Linked DNA regions of Mus musculus: region 2 is linked to region 1. Evidence: chromatin loops called from intact Hi-C (ENCODE). Cell type or tissue: heart. All regions are shown on one strand.

Region 1 (8,000 bases):
TCACTCTCTTCTCCCTGGGTGGCTTATGGTAAGAATTCTCACAGGATCAGGTAGCTGAGCCCAGGAAATGGAGTGGATTCCCAAGTAACATGATAGGGGATATTTTTTTGGTAGTTGACTAGTTTGTTGATATTTTGTTTTTGAGACGGAATCTCATGTAGGTTGAGGCTGGCCTTGAACTTGCCAAGCAGCTACGGAGACCTTGAACTCCCAGTCTTCCTGCTGCCACCTCCCAAGCAGTGGGATTACAGGCACAGTGCCTGTCTTCAGCCTGCCCTCAGCTCGTGTCCTCTGCCTTAGACTTGCCAGTGTGCGGGGTGAACCGTGGGCCTTTACTGTATTTGTTTTTGGCACGGTCTCAGCTGTTCTAGACTAGCCTTAGATTTTGCTTTACAGTTAAGGATGACCCTGAACTTCCAATTATTTTGAATCCACCTTTTTTTTTTTTTTTGCCCTAAGAGTGCAGGCATGCATCAGTATGAAATTTATGTGGTTTTGGCGATCAAGCTCAGAGCTCCATATGGGTTCAGGAAGTACTCTGACAACCGAGTCCCAGCCCCAGTCCTGGGAAGCTTTTGGTTTTGTTTTCAACTGTCCTCAAATTAGTAACTTGATTAGATAATCAGAATTGCTGTAGCTAGGGTGTGGGGGACACCGGGTCAATCACTGATTGTCTGACAGTGGCCAGTGCAGCCAAGGTGGCTTCGGAGTCTCTGCAGAGGAGTTTCTGTGGTGTCATCTCCTCAGGTCCCATGGGTCAGTCTGGAAAAGCTGTTCCAGGGTCAGCATTATCCATCATCTGGTGTCTGAGGCTGTATACCTCAGAGTAGGTGATTGACCCTGGAAAATCCTGGAAGGTACTGCAGGCTTTCTGATTGGCAAGTGCTTAGGAAACAGGTCAGACCTTGTGGGATGTCTTCCACAGGACTCACGTGGCTACATGCCAGCCATTGCAGCAGCCTAGGTAAGAATGAGGGTGGCTGCTAGCTACTGTGTGCCTTCTTCCAGAGTGCAGGAGCTCCTTGGCTACACCAGGGTGGGGAGGCTGTCTGTGGTAGCTGCACTAGGAGGCCCGAGGGCTCCAGGCAACCGCAGCAAGACTGGATTGGGTAGAGCATGAATAGATGTCTGGAATTGTCTTAGTGCTTGCTCAATGATGCCCTTGGTTATGGGCTGATCTCCCAAGACAGCCTTATCCTAGTGAGCAGCATAATCTTTCCTTCATGGGCTGTGTGGATCTGGGTCTTTAGATGGCTGGGCTAGCTTGTTCATGGCATAAGATCTGGCCATTCTCCCCCACAGGGTGGGCGCCATATCTAAAAGAAACTAGCAGGCCATGCATGAAGACGGTCCTGGACTTCCCTGTATACTGCTTTATTGCTCCTATGTCTACCCAGCTAGCACCAGCTGCTTGTAATGGTCTCCTGACTGACACTAAGGCCTGACCCCTGGCCTCACCTTGTGTGTGGAGAACCAGTCCCCACCATTCTTCCACTGAGGACTGAGGTCTCCCCTCTGTTCTCCTCAGCATCCTTCTCTGAGGAGGTACCTGAGATTTCTGGCTCACTCAGAACTAGATAGGGTGGATTGGCCAGGAGCTCTTCTCCTTATCCCCCCATTTCCAGGGCTCCATCTTTACTCCAGGATCCCAAGTCTTCAGCTAGCTCCAGGAGCAGCCCCTGACCAGCTACCCCTATTGCTCCCTCCTATCCTTACTGACCAGAGGCCCTGGGTCCAACCAGTCCACTGCAGACCACAGGATAAATTACATCTCAGAATGCTGGCCCTAGACAAAGGCCATGCATGGGAAGCAGGGTGCGGCTGCCTGGGCTGGACCATGGGATACGGGGCCCCAGGATGGTGTAAGAATACAGCAGCAGGTCAGAGGTACTGCATTCCTTCAGTGAGCAGAACTGTGTCTTCTCTGAGAGGCTGTGGCCATCCTGCCCATATGGTAGTATGTGAGATTCTCTGGGAGAGTCAATTCCATGGCAGCTGCATTTATTAGCTGCCTACTGTATCCCCGCCGTGGACCGGGGCCCTTGGGTGTTGGTGGGAAGAGGGAGGATACCCCATGAGCGGAGCTGCTGGCCCTCCACTGTGGTGGCTTTTCTGAGTGAGATCAGTCAGGAGGCACCAGACCGCACATGCACTTCTCCAGACTACCCGGAAGCTTGGCGTACAGTGTCAGCTCCTGTCGTAGTGAAGAGAGACCTTCTTAAAGGGACTATAAATCCATTGTTATTTTGCTAGGAGAGAGATTAATGTTCAACATAATTCATCTTTTCCAAGTTTTGTCTGAGCTGAGAAAATTTGTTACCATAGTGATTTTAAACATTGAGGAGGGGCATTTTAATGAGCTGGGAGAGATGGGCTGGCTGCCCTCCACCATAGATCATGATGGAGGAAGAGGACTCTCTCATGTGCCATGCGTCTCATCCTTTCAGTCAATGACACAGAGTCAGGGTGGGCACAGAGACTGGATAATGACCGCATGGTCCACCCTGAATGCAGACAGTGACCTCCCGGCTGCTGTAGGGTCCGCTCTGGTGTCCACGTCCTACAGGTACAGCGCCCAGCCACTGGCAGGGCTAACTGGGGCCTTCAATTGGGTAGGCACAGCAGTTCTCAGTGCCCATCAACACCAGTGAAGGTGGAGACCTCTGTTTTCCTTCACACCCCTGCCTAGTAGAGGGTGCAGTGTGGCACCCAGGGTGACAAGACAGTGCAGGCTCGCATGTCCCCTTCCAAGAAGCTTCCCGTCTGGAACTTGAAAGCAGGCTAAGCAGGTCCCCCAGTGGAGTCCTTTTTTCCCCAACTACCTCAAGTAGGTGCATGGCCATCATTACCAGCTATCAGAGCAGCCTGAAATTGTCACTCTGAGCCCAGGGGAGCTGGTGATGCCCAGCACACAAACAGGCCCCTGCACACCCAGCCTCTTTGGGCTCCTGACTTGGGCTAGGACACGTGGCTATCCCACATCAGAGTCTGAGGTCCCCTTGACCTTGATGAGAGGTCGTGACCCTATGGGATAGTTCTTCCACTGGCTTCCTATCCCACCATACCCTGTGCCACCCCTGGGATCTGCAGTTTCCCTGTCAGAAGCGACCACAGCCTCCATTAGCTCTCTCTGCCTGTGCCCTATATCAGAAACGGGAGGGAAGAGCAGTTAAGTCGTTATGTCCTGTTTGTGCCCCAACCCCCAGCCCCCAACCCCAGATCTAGGACATCTTGATTTTCCCCAGCATTGTACCTGCAGCCTGCAGTTCCAACAACAGAGGGCACCCTTGGATAGCTTTGCAAGGAAACTGTGACAAAGCCTGCTACAGCAGTGACTAGTGGCCTACTGGGCCAAGTGGCTGACCTTGTTCCAACTCTAAAGGAGAAAATGGAATAGCCAGACACTCCTGCCTCATCCCAGCCCGTAACTCAGACTCCCAGCATCTACAGAGGAAACAGTGTGGCTTGGTGGTACCTCACTACCTGGTGCTTCGTCAGTCTGTTTCTGCCAGTTCCTTGCTGGGTGTTACCCATTGAGGGATCTGAGAGGTGCCCTATCCATGGGTGGGGGAAGGAAGGAATATTTCTAGATCGCATTCCTTCACATTAAGTAACTGTGTGGCTTACATCCTATCAGACCCAGGCAGTTGGTGGCAAAACTTCAATCATAGGAGGATAGTTGACATTTCCATCAGGCTCCATGGGGAGGGGGCAGCCAAGGGCTCACTGAGCTCCAGCTGAGGGTGGGTTTAGGTGCTCTCAGGGCTAGGAGTGAGTTTAGGTACTCAAAAAAGGGGCTTCCTGTTTTGAAAGGCACAGGCTTTCCTGTTCAACATACTAGATATTTGTTTTTCTTAAAATTTTAAATTGGGAGTATTTTTAAAATTTGCTTCTGATTTTTCTTTGATGAGCTTATTGACAAGGAATCCTCAGACCATGTGAGTCAAGACGAGCTCAAGTCTGTCTCCCACTCCTCTCTCCTCCACTCCTCACATCCCTTGTGATCGACACTGGATGAGGCACACAGTATATTTAGCCTTTGATGCAGCTGGAGACTCAAAGGTCCCCCTTAAGCTGCTGAGTCCAGTGGGTCCCTAGTAGGACTCATAAGCAGATGCACAGAGGTGCAGCTCGCAGCCAAGGAGAGGGTGTTGTGGGGTCCTCACCGGAAGGGCCTTCCTAGAGAAACTTGTGTTTTGATTGTGCCTTGAACGGCCAGCTTGAACCCTGGTGGTGGAGGAGGCTGTAGAGGTTTGATCTTAGGGCGGATAAGCTGAAGAGGAGTGCCACCCACAGCAGAGTTTGCCAGATCAGTCTCAGCTTGCCATAGCTGGCCAGGGTCTGGGTTCTCCTATGGCCTTCTCATCCTGTCTTCTGTTCCAGAGTCTGGTTTTCCCGAGGACTTCTCCATCCTGACAACCGTGAAAGCCAAGAAAGGCAGCCAGGCCTTCCTAGTCTCCATTTACAATGAGCAGGGCATCCAGCAGTTGGGGCTGGAGCTGGGCCGCTCCCCTGTCTTCCTCTATGAGGACCACACAGGGAAGCCCGGGCCTGAAGAGTATCCGCTTTTCCCTGGCATCAACTTGTCCGATGGCAAGTAAGTATCCCACTGAGGTAGGGGATGGAGCTGCTGGCCAGATAGAGTGCGGCGGCAGCTAGCCCGATAGTAGATGGTTTATGATGCTCACCTGCAGGGTACCAGGTGGTGGGGCGCTGGACATGGAGTTCAAAGGCTTGGGCTTGTTTCTTCTCTTCTCTAAAACTCTAGGGGACCTTTGCTATTCCCTAGCCCTGCTGTCCTGTAAAATGCACCATGTGTGCCCTGTGCTGGCCCTAGATCAGAAGGGGCAGAGGACATGGCCTTGCTCACCTGTTCCCAAAGGGACTTCCTTTTTGGATTTGGACAGTCTCTGTGTGAGTGAGGGAAAACAAAGACCTATCTTCAGAATTCTGCTGGTGGCATCCCTGGGGACCACAGGCTATGGCTTCTGGGTTTTCTAGCAAGACTCTGTATCGAGCCATCACATCTAGCCCACAGTGGTCAGAGATAACATCCCATGTAAAGAGTTATAATGTGACTGTGACCACAGCCTCCGTATGACTTCTTTCAATGGCTGAACCCACGCTAAGTCCTCATGCTCACCTCTCCCAAGGAGCTCACGGGATTTGCATCTTAGAGATGAGAAATCTGGCTTTGAGGATCTGAGGGGACTGGAGAACAGTGGGATCTCCTGTAAGTTACATCTGTTCCCCAGAAGTACCTGTGTTACAAGCGCTCTTCCTAGAGTCTGGCCCCGTTCACTGTACGTACCAGGCCTACATTAGGATTTCTCAAAGCAGGGATCATGGAAGCCCAGAACATTCTCAGCTGCACTGAAAGAGGGAGGTTAAACAGAGATGACTCTCTGAACTAGGACAAGTGCTTTCTGGTTTATAAACATTAATGACGTGTTGCGTATGGATGCTATATTCAGAATGGGAAACGAAGCCTCCTGTTGCCTTTGAAAATTAGTTCTGAAGCCAGTGGATGTGATCCCTTTCTTGACTCTTAGAGATTCTCTAAGTGACAGTATGATTCTCGGGTGCTATTGTCCAGATGTGTGTCCAGAGTTGTCACACAGAGGCTTTGCGGTGCAAGGCCCTGGGGACTCTGCTGTGAAGCCACTCTGGCCTTCTGCAGTGTGCAACCTTTCCCCGCCTGAATGTTTGTTTCTTTGCAGGTGGCACCGAATTGCTCTCAGTGTCTACAAGAAAAATGTCACCTTGATCCTCGACTGTAAGAAGAAGATTACGAAGTTCCTCAGCCGCAGTGACCACCCCATAATAGACACCAATGGGATTGTCATGTTTGGCTCCCGGATTCTGGATGATGAAATATTTGAGGTAGGCAGGAGATGGGCAGTCCCCTATGCCACTTGGGATGTTTGTGGTCACGTGGTGGTTCTTCATGTAGAGATCTGTGGCTACTGTGGGAGACCCATCTCCTCGTTTAGGGGTCAGTTTGATTCTATTGCTTCCCAAGGATGCCACGACCTATGAGTGGAACGGCCTGACTGGCTACCATGTGGGTACCATGCAGGGGTGGCGGTGACTGCCTGTTTCTAAGCAACCCAGTAGTTGTCTCCTGGGTGCCACATTGGGATAGAGACAGGGCTTTGGCAAGCTTGCTCTGACTGGCACCTTCTTATGGGTAAGGGTTCTACTGAGGAGAGCCAGCTTCCTCTGAGTGGTACTTGCAGGGCAGAACTGGGCCACTCCTGGGATAACTGGGAGGGAACCAAATGACTCGGGGTGTGTGTGTGTGTGTGTGTGTGTGTGTGTGTGTTTGTGTGTGTTTGTGTGTGTTTGTGTGTGTGTTTGTGTGTGTGTGTGTGTGTGTGTGTGTGTGTTCAATGATCCAGCAGCTGAGCCTGCTTCTCTGGGAAATTCCCCAGAGACAAGAGCAGAAAACAGAGAAGGGGCTTGAGCCTGCATTTCAGTCTAGAGTCTTCTGGATTCCTGTTGGGCATAGAAGCATTTTGGGAACTGTCTTTGCTTCAGGAAGAAGGTTGAGAGCCCGTGCAGGTGTCTGGTGGCCCTGGAGGCCACCTGAAACCAGATGCACTGGAACAGGCATCTCTGAGGTCTGTGTCCCAAGCGCATCTGGAGCCTGAGACCATGGACTTGGGCTGGGACACTTGGCCTGGTTTCTTTTCTTTGACATACTTTGGACTTTGTGGGAAGTTTGGGAGCTGAGGGCCCCTGGCTGAAGAAGTTTGGTAATCACCCAGAGAATGGTCTCCGAGGGTGATCTTGGTTCTTAGATATCTCCCTCCAGGGGTTGGACAGGACAGAATGGGGGTCGTGCTCTCCTCAGTCTCTAAATACCATGTGAATGCTATTTCCTCCTTGTGCTGGCTCACCACCAGGTGCAGTTGCCACCTGTGTCTGATGAGGCCTGCTGATGCTCTCACCGCTGTGGTGGAGGTTCTGGGCCATGTCCTCCCAGTGACTCAGGCCCAGCAGGCTGGATGCCATGTCGAACCGACCTTAGTGCTCTGCTGGTACTTTGTGACTGATGTGGAATTGCAATGCTATACATGGATCTGTGGCAAAAGTGACATGTAGCTGAGTGTGCCAAGGAGTGAGTGCCTGATGGGTGTGAACCACACTCATTGTGGAGGTTGGGCCAAGGTCAGCTAGGGTGAGGTTGGGCTAGAATCTGCAGTCAATAGCTGAGGAGAGTCCAGAGCAGCCAGCTGCCTCATGTGGAAATGGGGTCAGTCTCCAGAAGGTGAGAGCGGTGGGTGAATGGGTCTGCTGGACTCATAGTCCAGGCCTTCTGCCAGGTGGGACAGGCACATGGGAACAGGCAGTACTGGATCCTGTAAGCTATGGGGCTGCCCTCTGGGCAAGCTTCTGACTAGATGTGCCCAGAAATCTGGGATGAACAGGGGTGTGGCTGAGTGTCCTCAGCTAGACAGGTACCTGCTGGGTCTTGTGGGAAGCTAGTGCTTACAGCTTGCCCAGGGGTCAAGTACTGCTTTTACGGATTACCTTGTGGGAGGATCTAGGTAAAAGCTAAGATGCTGGGAAGTGCCAGGGCTGCCCTGAAGAGTGGGCATAAGAGGGTACTAGAGGAGCCGGAGAGAGAACTCTTAGCCAGGAGAGCGAGGGTGGCCCCTGCTGTCCACTCTCTGGTGACCAAAATCTTAAAGGCAGGCATACAAGGACATCCCAGAGCTAAGCAAAACATCCGGTCTGACTGAATTTGCTGTGTACTAGCAGTGTCGGGCTGTGCTTGTCATTTCTACAGGCTGTGCCAACATGCCTTTTATCATCAAGTTTCTGGAAACGCTTTGCATTTTTAAAAAAAGCATCTGTGTATTTTTCTCTGTATGTATATGTGTGTTTATTTCTGTGTCTGTGTGTGCTTCTCTGTGTGTATGTGTCTCTATATGTGTGTGTTTCTCTGTGTGTGTGTGTGTGTGTGTGTGGTCTATGCACATGCATGTGCATGC
Region 2 (8,000 bases), 490 kb after region 1:
AAGTGTCCCTACCTGGATGACACCCCTGACCTTCTGAGGCTCTATTGCCCTCTCCCTCTGGGAAAACCCAACAACACAAATGCCAAGCAATGCCCGGCTTCAGACAACTCAGGATCACCTTCTGTGATCACAGCCCATCCCCCACCGGAGCCCACACATTTCTGTCTGTCCTTCCTCACATGCAGATAGATTTGACAGCCAGACATGTCTCCTCCCTATGTAATCCTACTCATGCGAGTCCCACACAAGACTTTCAATCAGGTTATCATTGCTTCAACTTGCACATGGAGAAACTGAGGCTGACATGAGGTCGTGGTCCCATCAGTGACTTGCCCAGAGTATGGAGTCCAAGGTGTCTATGTGATCAGACTCAGCATCACCAAAGGCATCCAAACAGCGTCACATGCACGGCCAGCACCAACCTTTGCCATCATCTGCAGAGTTGGCACACACCGATTCAGAGGGACCCAGATGCCCACTACCCAAGGAGGCCGAGTAGTCCAGGTCTTGGCCTTGAGTGCTCCTGGCATCTCAGACCTGCAGTACCAAAAACCTACCCTAAAAACCTGTGGCATCTGGACACAACATCCCCATTCTACCAACCTTGTGTTCCCTTTATTTTATAGGTAAGGGAGGCCTCTGCATCCAGCTGAGTGAAGCCCTGGGAAACGCCACATGACTGAGGTGGGTACAGGCAGCCTTCCTAATGCCACATGACTGAGGTGGGTACAGGCAGCCTTCCTAATGCTTAGTGCGTCAGTAGCTGCTGCTGTGTGGCCCAGAGGCAGCGCCTTCCCCTCGCTGGGCCCTCCCAGCACCTTCTCTAGAGGAGCAATGGAGAGGACCCCTTCCGAGCCCACTCAGCACGGTCTGTTCTGTTCAGCAAACCCAACATTTCTAGACCTCTCTGCGTTCATGCCCACACATCCAGAGAGACAGCACCAGAACCTCCCTGTGTTGCAAAAGGAACAAAGGCTGTTTCGTGAGCAAGAATATAAGTTGGCGCCAGCTATAGAATTCTCTGCTTAGTGACCCAGTTTCTCAAGGGGGAGGGGTAGGGGGTTCCGTGTCAAGTTGGAACAAATTAAAATACATTTGTCTTTCATTCGGAAGGAGTCCAGCACAGCAGGAGAGCCAGGCACGGCCTCATTCCAGCATGCCTAGTGCCAAGTCAATTTGCAAAGAGAAGTGTACACATGGCTTGGGGGCAGTGTGGTAGGCCCTTGGGGGTGGGGCTATGGCTCATCCCAAGGCCACTGGCAGTTTGCCATACTCTGTCCAATGTGATGCTGACCGGTGCTTGTGGGTGAAGCTCCCCACCACCCCAGAGTGCTTCTTCGGGGCTGATAGGGATGACAGCCTGCCCCGGTCAGCACACTGTATCAGAGTCCCAAGTGTCACCGATAATCATAGGAACAACAACAATATCACTTACATTTGTTGGCTGCTATGTGTGGGCACTGGGCCAAGCCCTGCCTGTGGACAGGTCACAGGCAGATAAGAACCCAGGGACACAGCAAGAACTGGGGATCAACTTCATCCAGTCTGTCAACAAACACTTCTCTTTTCCTTTAAAATCTTTTTCATACAGTCTATTTTGATGTTTTCCCTCTCTTAGCTCCTCCCAGATTCTATCCACCCATCTTTATATTCTCTCTCTCTCTCCCTCTCTCTCTCTCAAAACAAAGCAAAGCAAAACAAAAGCATAAAACAAAACCAAAATAAAACAAATGAAGTAAAAATGCCAAAATGAAACAAAATTAAAAAAAAAAAAATCCTGTGCACGGTCCTGCCCTGGAGTGTGGTTGATATACCCAGTAACACTCCACTGCGGAAAAACTGGTTTTCCCTTTTCCAGTAAGTATCAGTTGCAGACAGCTTCTTAATTAGGGCTGGGAGCCTGTGGTCACTGGCTCTCTCGGTGCTGGGACCCCATCTAGCTTGAACTTGTGTAAGCAGTCTCTGTGTGTCCTTGTGTGCAGTCTCTGTGTGTCCATATGTCCATCAGTCCTGTTGTGTCTGCAGGACAGTCCTGTGGAGTCATCAGCCACATCTGGTTGGCTCTTAGCATCTTTCTACCTCCTCTTTCACTTAGACCCCAGTTCTATGCACTGAAACCAGAGGAATTCTGGGCTCCAATAGACAAAGGGCAAAGCTGCTTCCCCCACCCTGGGTGACAGAAAACACAAGCTGTGCACAATGAGCTCTATAGCCAGAATGAGGCCACAGGGCGGGGCCCTGCCTGGTGAAGCACAGGTACCAGGAGAGGCCATCAGACAAGGATGAAACAAAAAAGGGACATGGGGTCCTGCAAACCCTCCAGATAGACCATGGCATGCCTTGAAGGCCAAGTCAGGTCTCAGAGTGCCTGAAGCCATGAGTTCCTAGGGCAGGATGGAGGGGCCAGGCACTTGATATTTGCTGAGTCCTCATACTGACTGTGTGGAGAGGGTTGGAGGGCCAAGATAGACTCGTGAGTGTGTGTGTGTGTGTGTGTGTGTGTTGTGTGTGTATGAGTGTCTGTATGTGTGTCTGCGTGTGTGTGCATCTGTGTATGTATGTATGTTTGTGTGTGTATGTCTATGTATGTGTCTGTTTGTGTGTCTGTGTCTGTGTTTCTGTGTGTATGTCTGTGTGTGTGTTTGTGTGTGTGTCTGTGTGTGTATATGTTTGTGTGTGCCTGTGTGTGCATGTGTGTATATGTGTGTATGTATGTGTGTTTGTGTGTGTGTGTCTGTGTATATGCATCTGTGTGTGTCTGTCTGTGTATATGTGTGTGTGTGTATGTGTGCATTTGTGTGTATGTCTGTGTCTATGTACTTGTGTCTGTGTATGTGTCTGTTTGTGAGTGTGTGTGCATATGCACATATATGCACATGTGTGATGTGTCTCTCAGTCTCTCTGTGTCACCCTTTCCCATCCCTCCCTCTCTTACTTAGTCAAGGCCCTCCTGACCTCTCCAGACCTGAGTCTTATGTCAGGAAAAGCTGTGAACAGCCACAGGGTGATGGAGACTCCTGCTCTAGGCCTGTCCTGTAGGTGTGCCCTCATCCTGGCCTACCCTGACCTGTCTCAGGAGGACCCCACTGCCTGCCTTACCCACATTGCTCCATCTACCCCTCCAAGCTGCAGGTTATCTCCTGCCTTTCCTGCACCCTTGAAATTCACATGTCCTTCCTGCCTTAAGATGGCAGACTCCATATGGAGACCCTTGTCCACCTCTCTGGCCCATCCACCTTCACTGAGCCCCTTCTGGCCTGGATCTCATGAGACTACTCTCAGCCCCATCAGAGCTGACCCTCAGGCTGCCCCTTGGCTGAGGGACCAGCCAAGTACAGTGAGACATGCAAGGTGACCGCCACACCTCCCAAACAGCCCCCAAATGGTACAACCCATAATGACCAGAAAGCTTTCCAACTAAGGTGGAACTTTACTACAGGACAGTGGAGAGGCCAGGACACCAGACCAGAGGCTGAAGAACCCACCAAAGGCACTCAGTGAATAGCACTGAACTGGACCTCTGTCTCCAGGTTGCAGGCCCCTGCTCTGTGCCCAGTGGTTGCCCAATACATATCCGTGCCCACCCCAAGCTGCAGCAGGAGAAGTACCCAGGCCCCACACAGGCTGAGGCCTGTGAAGCTCCTTATTCCTCTGACACGGACAGCACTGCAGTCCCAGAGCTCTGCAACCTGCCTCCCTAAGTCACCAGCCACCAGTCAATAACTAGCTAGACACCAGCTACTTGGCACTAACCATTATAGATAAGCTCACAGCACCCCCTGGTGGATGGCTGCAGGCTGACAAGCACTTTCTGTCCATCCTGGCACCACCCCTCCAGCCATCCTGGGGCCCAGAGGCAAAAAGGCATGAGGCTGAAAATGGAAACCTGGTGCTGTCCCTAAGGAAAAGTGAAAAGAAGAAAGACACCTGCCTAACAGACAGTCGGAAGCCTCCTGGCTGTGAGGGTCCCTGTCTCTAACATGGTGGAGCTCAAGACCCAGAGTTCACCTTTCACAAACTGTCTGTGTTTTTCTTTGTGCTAAGGCTTTTCTGGGGCAGCCAGTGCTACTTTGGAGAGATCCACACACTGGGCTCTTGTCTGAGCTTCCCTCCTCAGCTAGGCAGGACAGAGGACCAGCAGAGTCACTCTCCTGAAACTGCCCAGAGCTTCAGAGGCCTGAGAAGAGGTTGCAGTAGCCAAACTGATGAGCTAGAGGCAGCTGGGACTGACTTAGGCAGCCGAGAGTTGGATACAACCTGGGATGGGGGAGGAGGAGAAGGGAGGCAGGGACTCTAGAGGGAAGTGAATCCCTCCATCTTGGCGAGTTGGAGCCAGGAGCCAGGGTTGCAGTCCCAGGAGCAAGATCCGAGAGGAGATAGGAGTCTAGTCTCTCTAAGCTGGGGGAGGGGGGCAATGGCCAATGCAGGAACTCTGCAGAGCTCTGTGATTGTGGGGCCACTGAAGTTACCAGTTCACAAGGCCACAGGAAGGCACAGGATGTGCCAGGCTAGGCTGTGGGTATAACCTGGGGAGAGTCCAGCCAGGAGGAGGGAGCAGAGATGGTATGGAGCAGGAAGGGCAGAAGGAACAAGATGGAGCCTTGGTGTTAGGTCCACAGCCAAGGGACCAGGATATCACTTAGCAGAGCCATCTTTGTGACGTAACAGCAGCCTGAAGCACCTGGCCTGCCTCAGTTTTCCTCCAGGATCTTTGCCTGTTCAGAGCAGAACCCAGTGAGTGACAACAGCCTGGCTTTGGCCGGCAGCCTCAGAGGACAGGTGACCCTTGCAGTGACCCCCCCCCCCTGAAACAAGACTTCCACTTCTGGAGCAGAGGTCTGGGAACAAGTTCTGCCCCTGGTCATCAGGGACAGAGTTGAGACACACACCCCTTCTCTCACCACAGCATCAAGAGCTGCTCACAAGTAGGCTGTGGAGTGGGAAGCAGAATGTTCAGGAAGACAAGGTGTACCCCCAACCTACTGAACCCCAGGAGCACCCATGAGAACCACAGAGAGCCTCGCTGTCCTTGGGGAGACTCGACAACCAACTTTGCAGGGCAGATTGGAATGGTCTTTGCAAAGCTGATTCTCTAGGTGTGCCTGTCCTATAACACTATACCTAGCACTTCCAGAAAGCGAAAGGAGCCCAGAAAACTCATTCTACTAATGTAGTTCTGGAACCAGGGTATCTACAACACTGGCCAACGGGAAACTTATTATGTTGTTTGTTTGCAGTTGGTTTTTTTTTCCTTCTAACAGCTTGGAACCAAGCACAGACATCTAAACAACCATCTTTATTCCAACCAGCCTCCCTTCCCACATTCTGGAGTATATGACCAGTGGCTACCTCGGAACCTGGACACCTCCCTTCCTTTACCAGAGTCGGATAATGGAAGCCAGGGAACCTCAGTGGGTGCAGGTTTTAAGAAGCCATATCGGAACAAAGAACAGGGAGGGACAGAGAGAGAGAGAGAGAGAGAGAGAGAGAGAGAGAGAGAGAGATCCTGTGCTCATCCCAGAGCCTACCCTGCTAGGCTCCCAAGGGCTGGTGGGATGACTGACTGGTTGTTTTTAAGTATTTGAGAAATCAAAGGAAGCACGCTGCTGCCCCCTGCTGGTCATTCTCCTCCCTGTGCCCAGTGGCACCAGCATTCCTGCAAGGCCTGTTCCTGGAGCCTGCTGGGAAGGCCTGGATCCACTGGGACCAGGTTTACCAAAACGCCAGAAGTAGGACAAGGACCACAGTGAGGTGAGACAATGATCTCACGTACAGGGTGGGCACAGGAGAAGCTAAAGAGTCACCAGGATAAAAAAAAAAAAAAATAGGTAATACACCTGTTTACAAGTGAGACTCTCACTGGGCCTGGTAGTGCAGGCCTATAATCTCAGATACTCAAGGTGGGGCAGTTGGATCACAAATTTTGGTCCTGCTTGGACTACAGAAGGAGTTGAAAGCCAGCTTTGGGATTTTCTGTTTCAAATTAAAAAGTTAAACCTGAGCCTAGCTCAGTGGTAGAGTGTTCGCCTCTCATGAACAAGGCCCTGGGCTCAGCCCTAGAGCTGAGAAGGAAAAGCCAGCCTGGAGATAAAACTAAGCTGCAAGAGCACTTGCCAAGCATGCATAAAATGTACGGGCCTTAAGCTCCATCCCAGTACCACATATACAGCCGTAGCGGTGCAAGCCTGTAACCTCCACACTTGGGAAATAGAGGCAGAAGATCAGGAGTTCAAGGCGAACGCAGCTACACAGTGAGTTCAAGGCTAGCTTAGGCTGCTTGAGACCTTAGCTCCCTCTCTGCACAATTATCATGTCCATGGGAGGGCAAAGTGCTCATTAGAGACAGCCTCTAACCTTGCCCAGTACTCCCCCAGGCCTGGATGATACCCAGGACTATGTAGGAAAAGAAACCCAATTCCTAAAGGTTGTCCTTTGACCTCCACATACTTACTGTGGCACAGTCAAAAACAGACAGACAGACAGACAGGCGGACGGACAGACAGACACACTCAATAGATAGATAAATAAATAAGTAAATAAATAAATAAATGAAAGAAATGTCCACAGAGCTAGAACGAAAATAAAAGCTAGCCAGGTGGGGGCTGGAGAGATGTCTGAGCGGTTAAGAGAGCTTGCAGCCAAGCCTGACAACCTGAGTTCAATCCTCAGAACCCAACTAAAAGGGAGCCCCAACCCTCATGGTCTCATTGAGCTGTAGATTTCACCATGCACGTTGTCTTTCTTGGAAGTGGTCACTTGGGTTGAGGCTCTGTGACAGCTTGGATGAGAATGTCACCCACAGGCTCGTGTATCTGAGCACGTGGTCCTTGGTTAGTGGAGATGTTTGGGGGAAGTTATGAAACCTGCAGGATGTGCTCAGAGCCTTGCTGGGAGAAGCACATCACTGGGCACACGCTCTGAGGGTTTACAGCCTCAGCTCACTTGCGGGTCACTCTCTCTGCTTCCAGCGTGCTTCTGAGATCTCATTTCTCAGCTTCCTGCTTCTGCTGCCATGCCTCTCCTGTCGTCATAGACATCTAACCTGCTGGAACCAGAGGCCAAAATGAACTCTCCCTTAAGCTGTCTTTGCTCACGGTGCTTTATCACAGCAACAGAAAGGACACTAATTCAGGCCCTATGGGTCATTAGGAGTTAGATTTCCACGTGTCTGTATTAGACATAAGTCACTGGGTCAGGCACCATGGTGCCAAAGTCTAGTTAGTAAGGAATGGGGTTTCTGGTTTGTTTTCAGCCTGCCCCACACCCATTCTTCCACCCTATAAGCATCAGGGCCCTGCCGGTGAACTGTGAGGGGTTCACCAGGAGGGCTTTGAGTCTCGCCACTCAGAGTAACCCCTTTGGGCCCTGAGACACCCGTGGCAGAGTGTTTCTTCCCTAAAGATAGTATGAAGGGCTAGGAAGATAGCTCGGTCAGTAAAGGGCTAGTAAAGTGCTTGGAAGCTGGAGGACATGAGGTAGAATAAAAAGTCAGATGCTGTGACACACATCTGTGTCCCAGGCTGGGAGGACCAGAGACAGGGGAGGACCCGGCTCGCTGGCCAGCCTGGAAATGAGTTAGTAGCTAAAAGCGTTTGGTCTCACAGACACCCAGGGTCAGTCTCCAGGAACTATATAGTGGCTCGCACCATCTGGAACACTAATTCCAGAGCATCTGACACCTTCTGGCTTCCACAGGCATGGGGTATGCATGTGCCACATCTGTATATATTACACATACGCAGGCAAACACTCATAAACAAAATAAACAAACAAATAAATAAATAAAGCTAAATATTTAAGTTTAATAAGGTGGGTCCTGGCATAATGGCATTTGCCTTTAATCCCAACACCCGGGGGGAGATAGAAACAGCATATCTCTATGAGTTGGAGATTAGCCACGTCTATATAATGAGTTACAGGCTAGTAAGACCCTGACTCAAACTAAAGAAACATACAGTGGAGACTGATTAAGGATGACAACCAGTGTTGACCTCTAGCCT

What was found. Peaks named below come from ENCODE experiments on the same cell type or tissue, not always from the same donor. Only the 100,000 strongest peaks of a DNase experiment are listed, where the experiment ranks them.
Region 2: a loop joins it to region 1, with 11 times the contacts of the local background. A loop is called at or near these places in 13 of 42 quality-filtered maps.

Annotation. Positions count from the first base shown.
Region 1 is chr2:27,923,659-27,931,658 of GRCm38, forward strand. It overlaps Col5a1 (collagen, type V, alpha 1), which reads left to right. Exons shown (of 66, transcript NM_015734.2): 3 at 4,384-4,597; 4 at 5,721-5,883. Among named protein-coding and RNA genes, the nearest start is that of Col5a1, 41 kb to the left of the region's middle. In heart, a CTCF peak has its summit at 3,281 (motif pointing right); a DNase peak (open chromatin) is centred at 3,303; H3K27ac peaks cover 1,305 bases.
Region 2 is chr2:28,414,490-28,422,489 of GRCm38, forward strand. No RefSeq gene overlaps it. Among named protein-coding and RNA genes, the nearest start is that of Gm13373, 14 kb to the left of the region's middle. In heart, CTCF peaks have their summits at 3,786 (motif pointing left) and 5,632 (motif pointing left); DNase peaks (open chromatin) are centred at 1,372, 3,782 and 5,622; H3K27me3 peaks cover 1,491 bases.